2 separate regions of the Homo sapiens genome follow, and region 2 is linked to region 1. The links are chromatin contacts, found by Hi-C or POLR2A ChIA-PET in ENCODE. All regions are on one chromosome and are shown on one strand. Each heading gives the region's core, a stretch centred on a gene start or an enhancer-like site at or near the end of the contact. The rest is flanking DNA. Distances are from core to core; before and after follow the strand shown. Region 1 holds the start of MAP4K5 (mitogen-activated protein kinase kinase kinase kinase 5). Region 2 holds the start of CDKL1 (cyclin dependent kinase like 1).

Evidence for each region. A loop is a pair of places that touch in the nucleus more often than their neighbours do. ChIA-PET counts read pairs that join two places held with the same protein, here RNA polymerase II (POLR2A). Pooled maps may share reads with other maps.
Region 2: a map of prostate gland shows a loop between it and region 1 (6-fold over the local background). The contact joins the promoter of CDKL1 here to the promoter of MAP4K5 in region 1. A Hi-C loop is called at or near these places in 22 of 168 maps with a recorded cell type or tissue (Caco-2, Calu3, GM12878 and 18 more), 26 of 37 single-sample maps with no recorded cell type and 36 of 50 pooled maps. POLR2A ChIA-PET finds 5 or more read pairs at or near these places in 8 of 52 experiments (H1, MCF 10A, RWPE1 and 4 more).

The regions. Positions count from the first base shown.
Region 1 is chr14:50,531,319-50,537,095 of GRCh38, forward strand. MAP4K5 (mitogen-activated protein kinase kinase kinase kinase 5) reads right to left here and starts at 1,251. Exons shown (of 33, transcript NM_006575.6): 1 at 1,130-1,251; 2 at 624-840. The coding sequence starts at 731. It also overlaps a transcript of ATL1 not described here. RefSeq lists a silencer at 945-1,574.
Region 2 is chr14:50,393,211-50,398,987 of GRCh38, forward strand. It overlaps CDKL1 (cyclin dependent kinase like 1), which reads right to left and starts at 3,671. Exons shown (of 10, transcript NM_004196.7): 1 at 3,614-3,671; 2 at 2,491-3,119. The coding sequence starts at 2,658. RefSeq lists silencers at 3,375-3,824, 3,764-3,989 and an enhancer at 3,583-4,082.

The sequences.
Region 1 (5,777 bases), core at 1-2,500:
AATCCCTGAAAGGAACCGCTAAAGTAAAACAAAACCCAGCAAGTTAATATCACATTTTTATCGCCAACCAAAAACAAACGATCAAACTTCCACCAGGAAAAGCATCTTTTTATATGGGATAATGCTTGCATAAATGTCACCAATATTAGTTTGCTTACAGTTAAAGCTCAGAGACAGGGTTTCATATGGCTTTTTTAGTCAAACTCATCCATTGAAACAAATTTTTTTAAAAAAATGCAAATGTCTGAATGTCAATATTCTTTCCTGTCTATCTTCCATGAAGCATTTTTCCATGCTAACACTAGAGCATCCTTCGGTGTAATTCCACAAGCAGATTCAAATTCCCTTCAATACCATAAATAAGCCCTATTAAAAAGCCTTTAAACCACAAAAAAAGTGCAACAGCGGTTTGCAACTGTGTGGTTAGTTCTGCCTGTTGGTAGCGATTAGAACAAGCCATGAGTCGAGGGTGCTCAGAACCGAGTAAAAGGGACCCCGGCCGCTTTCTCCCCAAGAGGCAACAATAAAAGCATCCTCCTCTCGCCCCAATACTTCGCAGGAAAGTGGCCCCATTCCCGGGACCCAGTCGACCGCAGGAAAAAAGCACGGCCAGCCTCACTTACCTTATAGACGTCCCCGTAGGTGCCGCTGCCGACCCTCTGGACGAGTTCGTAGTCCTGCTGCGGGTTCCGCCTCAGGATGTCCGCGGCAGGCCGCAGCGGGGCCTCCATCTTCACTTAGGGCCCGGCCCCCGCCAGCTCACCCCGCGGCTCCCGGATTCCCGCTAACAAGCACGAACGGCGCCGCTTCCCAACATGGAGCCTCCGCCCGCAGCTCCGTCTGCACGAGGGACGAGCAAAGGCTGGTTGGCGTCGCAGGCTACGACCCCCAGCGGCCCGCGCCCTCGCGGCCCGGCCCCTTCCCTTCCGTCCCGCCAGGGGCCGTGGAAGAGAAAGGGGCCTGGAAGGGCCCCCGGCGCCCCGTATCCCCGTTCGGTCTGCGGCCCTTCCCCCTCCCCGGCCGCCCGCGAACTGCCCGACGAGGCCTCCCCGCCAGCCGGGGCCCAGGGCCGGCTCCGTACCTAATGGGGGCGGCCCCGTCTTTGTTGAGCGCGGAGCCCGGGACCTACTTCCTAGACCGCACCCGCGTCCTCCTCCCGCGCGCCGGCCGGCAGCTCCGGGTTTGCCGTCGCCGCCGCCGCCACTCAGCCGCTGCACGGCGCGTCCTCTCGGGGGCGGCGGAGGCGCGTACAGTCGCCGCCGCCGCCGCCGCCGCACCACGTTCCCCACCCGGGGCTGCGTCACCGGGAGACACGTTCCCAGCCAGCATGGGTCGGCGCCCAGCGGCCCGCCCGAGCACTCCGGCCGCAGAACCAGAGTGCCGCCCTGAGGCCTGCTGAGAACACAACACCCTCCCGACCGCGCCACCGCGCCCCCCTAGCCGGGCGCGTCCTTGCAGGGCCTGGGCTGTCTCCCTCCCACTCTCAGAAATAAGGCACACGCCTGGGCATTCGTGGGCCAACGGGCCTTGGCTAAACCGTCCCCACATTTGTCAGGTAGGCCTGTAGGGTGACGGGTAGAGGAAGAAGGGCGATGGGAACGTAGCCCTCCAAGTTAAACACGGAAAAGGTACGTTAAGGGCACCGGGCCAGAAGTAACCTGGCAGCGGGGCGCCGGGGAAGGAGGTGGGGGAGTGCCAGGTTAACTAAGTCCCGGCACACCCTACTGCACCTTCCTGTTTTGCAAACCGATCCCGGTGGTACCAGTTTGAGGCTGCACTGCACACCTGCACAACCTGCCTTCTACTTAGTTCTTCTGAGACATTTCTGAAAGTCTGAATTCCTAGGACTGCTCAATGACCTTTGTCCCTGTTGGGCACACGCAGTGTCTCATCGCTGGTATTGCACCTTTAATGAGACCAGGAGTTCCGCAAAAGTAAAACAAAGGGGTCACAGACTGGTTCTGGTTCTACCACTTCCTCAGTATGTGCTCTGGGACAAAACAGCATATTTGGCAACATCTCGGTGTCCTTATCTGCAGCTTGAAGAGGGTAAGATTTTGCATCTGACACCCAGGAAAGTGTTTATAAAGCGTTTTACAGGATAGTAAGGGGGGTTATCGAATATAAGAGGTCTTAAAATACTTAACAATGCACAGCATATATGGAACAGGAGTTCGGGGAAGTAATTTGGCTGATATTTCACAAGCTGTTTTGCAGTTTCAGTTCCAGTCTTGCTCTGAAGGTAGAAATTAAGTTGCCAGTGTTACATTATACTGGCTAAGTTATTTCTAGAGCCTCATAGAGAATTTGAACAGAAAAGCCAGATAACACTCAGCCACTGCATTTAGTGACTGAAACATCATAAAAGAGCAAGTTGGAGATGTTGGCTTGTGGCTTTGAACATCCAATTTTTAATTCTGCTCTTGAGAATTAAAATACTCCTTATTGTTGATAATTGTATAATGTATAATAAGGAGTAATTGACAATACTCCTTATTGTTGATAATTGTATAATGTAGAAATTAAATTCGCACCTTAACAGGACAGGGCATATATGTATTTTCTTGTGCTCCACACACAAAGGGCACTTATTTGGGGAACATAAGTAAGCCCAGACTTACATGCTCCATGGACAAAGCCTATGTGTTTGCTGCATTGAAAAAATTGTTGAAGAACAGTTCCTTCTTTCAAAGATTCTTGGCACTTGTTTTGGTGGGCACATACTTTTGGCTTCGATGACTCAAAATCTCTTCAAATGTTCTATTGGTATCTTAGCACTTGTTTACTGTCATAGATTCATTTGAGATTTTTTTCCTCTGGCCATATAAGCACTGATCCTTTATCTAGTCTGAAATATATTTATTCTTACATGTTTACACTTGCGTTACTCCAGGGAATTTCAGGCAGCACACAGAAAACACTTACTATAAAACAAGATAAAAATAAGTGGGCAAACTAGTATGACGTTAAAGAGAAGGAAAATACGAAACCAGAACAGTGTGACAAATCGGCCAACCAGAGGATTTTATAGTGTTTTTGAGATCAAGAGTAACCAATTGATCAAGAAGAGGCATATATTTTCCTAATGCAAAGACTTCCAAAAATTTTATTTAATGAGCCTTCTTCATAAAGTAGAAACTGAATGCCCAGTTTGAGACGAGGACAAATATCCTGACAATCCTTTAAGCATGTTATTCTTGAAATACAGCATTTAAAATGAATTAGGCAGTGAAATGTTTGAGGTCATAGGCTTCAACAAGACCCTGGAGTGCGGATATTTTATGTTGCCAGTAATGGCAGATCCATATGCTTTGACCATCAACCTAGAGGCAGATAGCATGGAAAAAGTCAAGACTCTATGTGGTGGTTAAAAAGTCGAGACTCTATGTGTCTGCTATAATCATTATTTTACTTGTACTGCAATTCATGCAAAGAGGAAAACATTTGTTTTATACTAACTCCAAAAGAATCTTAAGGATTTTTAAAATACTGGTTGAGTTAATTTTAACAAGATCAGTGAAGTGGGTTGCTTTGTAAAGAAATGCAAATTCAATTTACTTAAATGTACACTGAGTAAATTTAATTTTACATCCTAGACAATTAAGCAAACAATTTCAAGGTTGAAGTTTATGTAATAATATGTTAGTTATGTCATGGTAACTGACCAGAGAGTTTCTTACAAACCACCCAGTTTCATATGACAAGGTATGGAATAAGAATAAATATGGCTTGATAGGTCCTTCATTCCAACCTAATTGTCATGCATTCTTAGTATCTTCATGCTGACACATAAATATTTTTCAGCTTTTACCCTTATCATTATAATATACGATAATGGTTTGCCACATGCTTTGTAATGTACTTCCCTTCTTTGAAAGTTCTTCAGTAAAATGCTGACTGTAATCTGTGGCCTCTAATTTCAGCTCTAACTTTAGCCAAGGCTGAATAAAAAAGAATTGGGAGACATAAAATGCTTTATCTTATATAAAGCTAAGGTTCACAATTTATTATCCAAGACAAAATGGCTAATTAAACCTTCAAGTGTGAAAGGACAGAGCATAAGGACAATAACTTTAGTCTATTGAACATACAGATTTAAGCAATCTGGTAATCTCCTGATTAATCTGCCAACATAAACTAATTTCAACATGTAACTCTATGATTCAGTTGACTGCTCTATAGATCTGTTAAACAGAAATCAATTAAATGTTGGAAGACATTGCCACAATTATGATTTGGATTTTTAAATAATTATTATTAAACTATTGTTTTACTAATTAGGGCCACTTGTCTTTTGAGGCATAAACCATGTTTTCCAAATATAGGGCAATTTTTATATAATTTGTTCTGGATGGCAATAGAACATGTATCTCATTCAGGATTAGTATCAGGTCATTAGGATGAGAGTTTTAAAAAGGAGAGGTGAGGAAGGCAGTCGATATCCCTTTCATCCAGTTTGAATTGATCATCAGATATGTTACTGATATGGTTTGTCTGTGTCCCCACCCAAATCTCATCTTGAATTCCCACGTGTTGTGGGAGGGACCAGGTAGGAGGTAATGAATCATGAGGGCAAGTCTTTCCCATGCTGTTTTCATGATAGTGAATAACTCTCACGAGACCTGATGGTTTTAAAAAGAGGAGTTCCCCTGCACAAGCTCCCTCTCTTTGCCTGCTGCCATCGTGTGAGACATGACTTGCTCTTCCTTGCCCTCTGCCATGATTGTGAGGCTTCGCAGCCACATGGAACTGTAAGTCCAATTAAACCTCTTTCTTTTGTAGATTGCCCGGTCTCAGGTTTGTCTTTATCAGCAGCATGAAAACAGACTAATACATTAAATTGAGGTCTGGCGCCATGGCCCATGCCTGTAATCCCAGCACTTTGGGAGGCCAAGGTGGGCGGATCATCTGAGGTCGGGAGTTTGAGACCAGCCTGACCAAAACCCCATCTCTGCTAAAACTACAAAATTAGCCAGGCATGGTGGTACATGCCTGTAATCCCAGCTACTTGGGAGGCTGAGGCAGGAGAATCGCTTGAACCCAGGAAGTAGAGGTTGTGGTGAGCCAAGATTGCACCATTGCACTCCAGCCTGGGCAACAAGAGCAAAACTCTGTCTCAAAAAAAAAAAAAAAAAAAAATTGTTACCAGTAGAGTGAGATGTTGCTGAAAAGTTACCTGAAAATATGGAAGCAACTTTGGAACTGGGTAACAGGCAGAGGTTGGAAGAGTTTGGAGAGCTCAGAAGAAGACAGGAAAATGTGGGAAAGTTTGGAACTTCCTAGAGGCTTGTTGAATGGCTTTGACAAAAATGCTAATAGTGATATAACAATAAAGTCCAGGCTGAGGTAGTCTCAAATGGAGATGAGGAACTTGTTGGAACTGGAGCAAAGGTGACTTTTGTTATGTTTTAGCAAAGACACTGGTGGCATTTTGCCCCTGCCCTAGAGGTTTGTGGAACTTTGAACTTGAGAGAGAAGATTTAGGGTATCTGGCAGAAGAAATTTCTAAGCAGCAAAGCATTCAAGAGGTGGCTAGGGTGTTGTTAAAAGCATTCAGTCTTATAAGGGAAGCACAGCATAAAAGTTTGGAAAATTTGCAGCCTGACAATACAATGGAAAAGAAAATCCCATTTTCTGAGGAAAAATTCAAGCAGGCTGCAGAAATTTGCATAAGTAACGAAAAGCTGAATATTAATTCCAAAGACAATGGGGAAAATGCCTTCAGGGCGTGTCAGAGGTCTTCATGGCAGACCTTCCCATCACAGGCCAGGAGACCT
Region 2 (5,777 bases), core at 2,421-4,920, 140 kb before region 1:
ACAAGCACCTAAAGAGTTCTTACCAGGCAAGGGTACACATGCCCTGCTCACTGGGAACCCAGTCTATAAGGGGTGAGAGCCAAAGGGCAATTCAACTTACCTCCCTTCCAAGAGCTGAGCTTCTGAAAGACAGGGTGTACAACTTTGCATAAACATCGTTTTAGGCACAACTGGGGCTCTATGAGTATTTACTGAATCCATAAATGGAGAAAATAAAATGTTCATTTACCATACCCTCAATTCACCTACTCAACAAATATTTATTAAGTATCTTTATTTTATAAGTGACAGGGTCTCACTGTCACCCAGGCTAGATAGAATACAGTGGCCTAATCATAGCTCACCATAGCCTTGAACTGCTGGGCTTAAGCCATCCTCTTGCCTTGGCCTCTTTCCTTAGTAGCTAGGACCACAGGCACGCACCACCATGCCCAGCCTAGTACGTATTATGTGTTAGGAATATCACACAACTCTGAAAAGTTACAGCTTTAAAGAACAGACTCTACCTATAATCTAGTCCCACCATTTCATAGAGATCAGTGGTGTCTACATCTGTGCACTTAATTTGGAGAGTGGGGTGCTGCATGCTTTGAAATCAGGCTCATGTGTACACAACCCCATCCTTTGGAGGATATCAATATTCAGATAAGAGAACACATTTGACTTCCCCATTTATTGGCAACATCCACCTTTGTTAAGAGTTTATTTTGTTAACTTTTTTTTCCAATCCAACAATGACATTTTTTGGAGGCCTAGATGTGCCAACTAGTGTGCTTTGGGGATATAGAGCTACAGAGGCAAGGTCTCCATCCCAGAAGAACTCAATGAATTTGGGGAGCTATCACTGTTAATGTAGTATTGATAAAGTGTAGTGAGAGATTTGAAAGGAGCATTCACAAAAGTAATCTTCAGAATCAGAAAAAGAGTATCTTTCTGCAAGAAACAGATTTTCTTTCAGGTAAATGAACCCTTTGAAATGTAATGATCACCTCCTCCCCTGGGAAAGCCTGAGGAAGTGAAAATGCCCAACAGCCTCTCCCTGTGTACAGAGAGGGTAAGGGTAGGGTGACCCGGGCAGGGGGATGGTCAAAACACTGCAGGTCTCACCCCTGCCCATGGGAGCACTCCCCTGCGGGGCTTTGGAAGCATCTCCTCTCAATAGATAATATCCTGTTGGTTAAGAACATTCCAAACCTAAATAGAGAAGTTGCCCTGTTACCCACCCATTCCAATTTATCCAAAGCTTGCTACTTTCCATTTAGGTTCCTTATCTAGAAGTGACCCCACACACTTATCCATGGGCACAAGATTTGTAGAGTGATCTGGAGAAAATGGAGAAGCAAGAATAATAGTAAATCCCCTGGAAGTTTCATTCATCTGTCTCTCATCAAGTAGCTCTTCCCTTGTCACATAGTAGTTATACAGGTCAGAACAGAGAGGCCATAACTGAAACAAAGTTGACCTCCACCATATTCATTACATGTCACCTTTCACATTGCGATTTGGATTTTACCTTCACAGAAGTTCTGTAAAGTAGTCTCTCCATTAGCGAAAAACACACTTTCAGCTTGTAATAAATACCTTTCCCCCCTCTGATATCATGTTATTTTTAGGGTTAACTAATAAACATTTGAAAAGTGATCAGGCCAGGCTCGATGGATCATGCCTGTAATCCCACCACTTTAGGAGGCCAAGGTGGAAGGATCACTTAAGGCCAGGAACTCGAGACCAGCCTGGCCAACATAGCAAGATCCCATCTCTAAAAAATGTTAAAAAAAATTAGAAAGTGATCATTTCACTTCTTTAAGAAAAACGCTTCTTTTTAGAAACGGGACATGATGATGCTCAGCAGTAAATACATATGAGGTGTAATGAGAATCTGTGAGCTTCCTAGCAGTTTGAAAACAGGTAAATGTTAATTCTCTTAATAGACTGAGTATACCAATAGGAAATACCTTAGAAGTTTAAAAATCAACAATGCCAGCAAAATTGAATTGTCTTACATTCCTATACTATCAAATTGTAATGGTCCTTGAAAACCCAGGTCTACAGGTGGGAGAGAAATTATGGGGAAGAAAAATAAATATCCCACAGCATCTCTAAAAGTGAATGCCACCTTACCTGGCACTTTTGTCTCTGCTTTCTAGTTCATTATATAATTAGTGACTTGTGCACAGATATCCCATTTGTGTCACTGAAGTCAAAAGGCTATGAAGTAAGATATAACCATGTCCCATGACATTCTTTTAACATAACATGACTCACTTTATTTCTTTCATCCCTAAAAATTCACTTTAAAGAAAAAGTGGATCCCGGAGCAGTGGCTAGAACCTGTAATCCCAGCTACTCAGGAGGCTGAGGCAGAAGCATGGCTTGAGCCCAGGAGTTCCAGGCTGCTGTGAGCTATGATCACATGGCTGCACTCCAGCCTGGGAGACAGAGTGAAACCCTGTCTCGAAAAAGAAAAAAAAGGAAAAGTGAATCAATTACCTTGAGCATTCGGATTTCCCGAAGGGCAATTTTCTTTATGACAGGGTCATCTTCTGATTCCAGAAACTTCTTGATGGCCACAATCTGACCCGTGTCCCTGTTTCTACATTTGAAAACAACTCCATAGGATCCTTCTCCAATTTTCCCAATTTTTTCATACTTCTCCATCATAGAGGAATAAATCTTCTTAAAATGGATCTTCAGCCGAGAATGGTGGCTCACGCCTGTAATCCCAGCACTTTGGGAGGCTGAGGCGGGCAGATCACCTGAGGTCAGGAGTTCGAGACCAGTCTGGCCAACATACTGAAACTCCGTCTCTACTAAAGATACAAAAAATTAGCCGGGTGTGGTGATGGGCGCCCGTAGTCCCAGCAACTCAGGAGACTGAGGCAGGAGAATCGCGTGAACCTGGGAGGCGCAGGTTGCAGTGAGCCGAGATCGCGCCACTGCACTCCAGCCCGGGCGACAGAGCGAGATTCCGTCTCAAAAAAAAAAAAAAAAAAAAAAAAAAAAGAAAGAAAGAAAAGAAAAGAAAGGATCTTCACATAGTTTGAAAACGTCGCTTATAAAATATTGGCACCAACGGACTGCACTAGAGCCCCACCCAACGATGAGTGTTTGTCACGGTCCTAGAACAGAACAGCACATGTTAAGGAATGAAGAGTGTACCCGTGTCGGCAATGGCAACGCGATCAGGAGTAACAGCCTAGAGTTAGCTGCCTCCAGTAACCCGATTTTAATCGCCCGTTAAATACCCTGTAAGTTAAAATGTAACTTGCCATCCTAAAACGAGCCGAGCTGTAAGATAAGCTATCTTTTTAACGTTATCGTTCATCCGATCTAAGACACCTGAGCTGGCTGGAGTACGGGGAGGGCTAAGGGCTTCCCCGGTTCTAATTTCGGGTCTCATTTCCCTGCGGCAAGAAGACACCTCCCGGCTCCCCGCGGAGGCGGCGGCGAGGCTTGGCCGCAGGAGACCAACCCGCGCCCCGCGCCCCACGCCCCCGGGACTGGGAAAACCCTCCCGCGCCCGGACGTGCACCTCAGCCGCGCCGCGCAGCATGGAGCGGTGCCACGTGTTGGCCAGGGACGGCCCGCGCCTCCTTGCCCGCCCGGGACTCACGGCGCCGCGGCGGTCAGGGACGGGCCTGGCTCCCGCCTCGCCTTCTTCCGCCCAGCTCGGCTCGGCGTGGCTCGGCCCGCGATCCCTATGGGAACCGGCTCCCGCCCCGGGTCTGCCTGGGCGGGGCCGCCGCGCCCCAGCTTCCCACCCCCGGCCCGGCCCAGCCCGGCCGCCCTCCCGGCTGCAGGGAAAGGCCTCGGAGGGCCGCCCTCCGTCCATGGGAGCTGTCCTGACCGCGGGCCGAGTCCTGCTGCCGGGAGAGCAGACCTGCTAGATTTGCAAACTTCCGCAGGCCGTGCAAAGCGCAGCTGTAACCGCGTCTGCGGAGCAAGACGCCTGCGCTAGGAGCCCCTCCTGAGCGGTCCACATTTCCCTGCAACAGCAGTCCCCACACCTCAGAACCGCGGTTATTCCCTTTGGTCCCTTGGAGGCATCTTCTGTGTCTGTGCTGATCAGTGCTGCGGCGTCAGTGAATGAATGAGAGGGAGAAAGGAAAGAAGAGGAAGGCGTGACTGCAGAAATTGCTTAAAGTCAGCACTTTCCTCTACAGTAGGGAAGGTTCCACGGCAGTCTTCTGCTGTGGGACTTTTCTGGTGTGGGAGGTGGAAGCTTACAGAGTCTGCCTTAATTGTTTTTGGTTCCTTTCCCCCATCTTTCTCCCAACGGACTCCTACTGCTCAAATCTGAGCACACTGGCGGGAAGCGGATGGACCTGGGGAAATTATGAAATCATGTCAGTTGCCACTGGGCAGAGTGCCTCACACTTTATCATCCGTCCCGTTCCCAGTGCCAGCATCAATGCGGGTACTTGTCCTGGAAGCAGTACCCGAGGAGAGAAAATTAACACAGTGTCTATGAAACAGGGGCCAATCCCGTGTCAAGCAGCATGCTACTAAATGTAAACCCAGGAAGGGTTCAGAAAGGAGCCTGGAGCTGAGGAGAGAGGGCTGGTGGCTGCCCTGGAAACCCAGTACAAGGATGGCCTAGAGGTGGTCTGTGAACAGAAATTGTTTGCAAATGGCAACCATTGATCTGTTTTCTGTCTCTATAGTTTTGCCTTTTCCAGAATGTCATGAAAATGGAATCAGACCGTATGTAGCCTTTTGAGGATAGAGGATCTCCCCCACCACCCCAACTCCAGTGAGCTTTCAGATGAGATTGTAGCCCCAGATGACAATGTAAGTTCAATCTTGTGAGAGACCTTGAGCCAGGGGCACCCAGCTAAGCCATACTTGGGTTCCTGACCTCTAGAAACTGAAATATGTTTGCTATTATGTTTTGGGGTAATTTGTTATGCAACCATATGTATCTAACACAGAAGCCTTTTATTAATAGGAGGTTGAGAAAGTTCACTTTCATTCCTAGTTTGCTTAGTGTTTTTGTTTGCTTTTTAAAATTATGAATGGATGTTGAATTTTATCAAATGCATTTCTTCATCTAGAGGTGATCATTTCCTTTTCCTTTCTTTTCTTTTTTTTTTTTAATTGAGAGGGAGTCTCGCTCTGTCACCCAGGCTGGAGTGCAGTAGTGTTATCACTGCTCACTGTACCCTTGAACTCCTGGGCCTAAGCAATCCTCCCACTTCTGCCAGGCCTGAGTAGCTAGAATTATAGGTGTGCACCACCTAATTGTTTTTATGTAGTCTGTTGATACGGTGAATTATATTGATTTTTAGATGTTGAACCAACCTTTTGTTCCTGGGATAAACCCAACTTATTTATGATTTTATCATTTTAATGTATTGCTGGATTTGATTAGTAATATTTTATTGGAAATTTTTACATTCATGTTTTGAGAGATATTGATGTATAGTTTTCTTGTAATATCTGCTAATTTTGGCATCAGGATAATGCTGATCTCAGAAAATGAGTTGGGAAGTGTTTATCTTCCCTTTTATTTTCTAGAGATGTTTACATTAAATTGGTATTATTAATTCCTTAAATGTTTGGAAGAATTTTTTTTGTTTTTTTTTTTGAGACAGTCTTGCTCTGTCATCCAGGCTGGAGTGCAGTGGTGTGATCTTGGCTCACTGCAACCTCTGCCTCCCAGGCTCAGGCGATCCTCTTGCCTCAGCCTCCAAAGTAGGTGTGCCACCACGCCTGGCTAATTTTTGTGTTTTTTGTAGAGACAGGGTTTCACCATATTGCCTAGGCTGGTCTCCAAC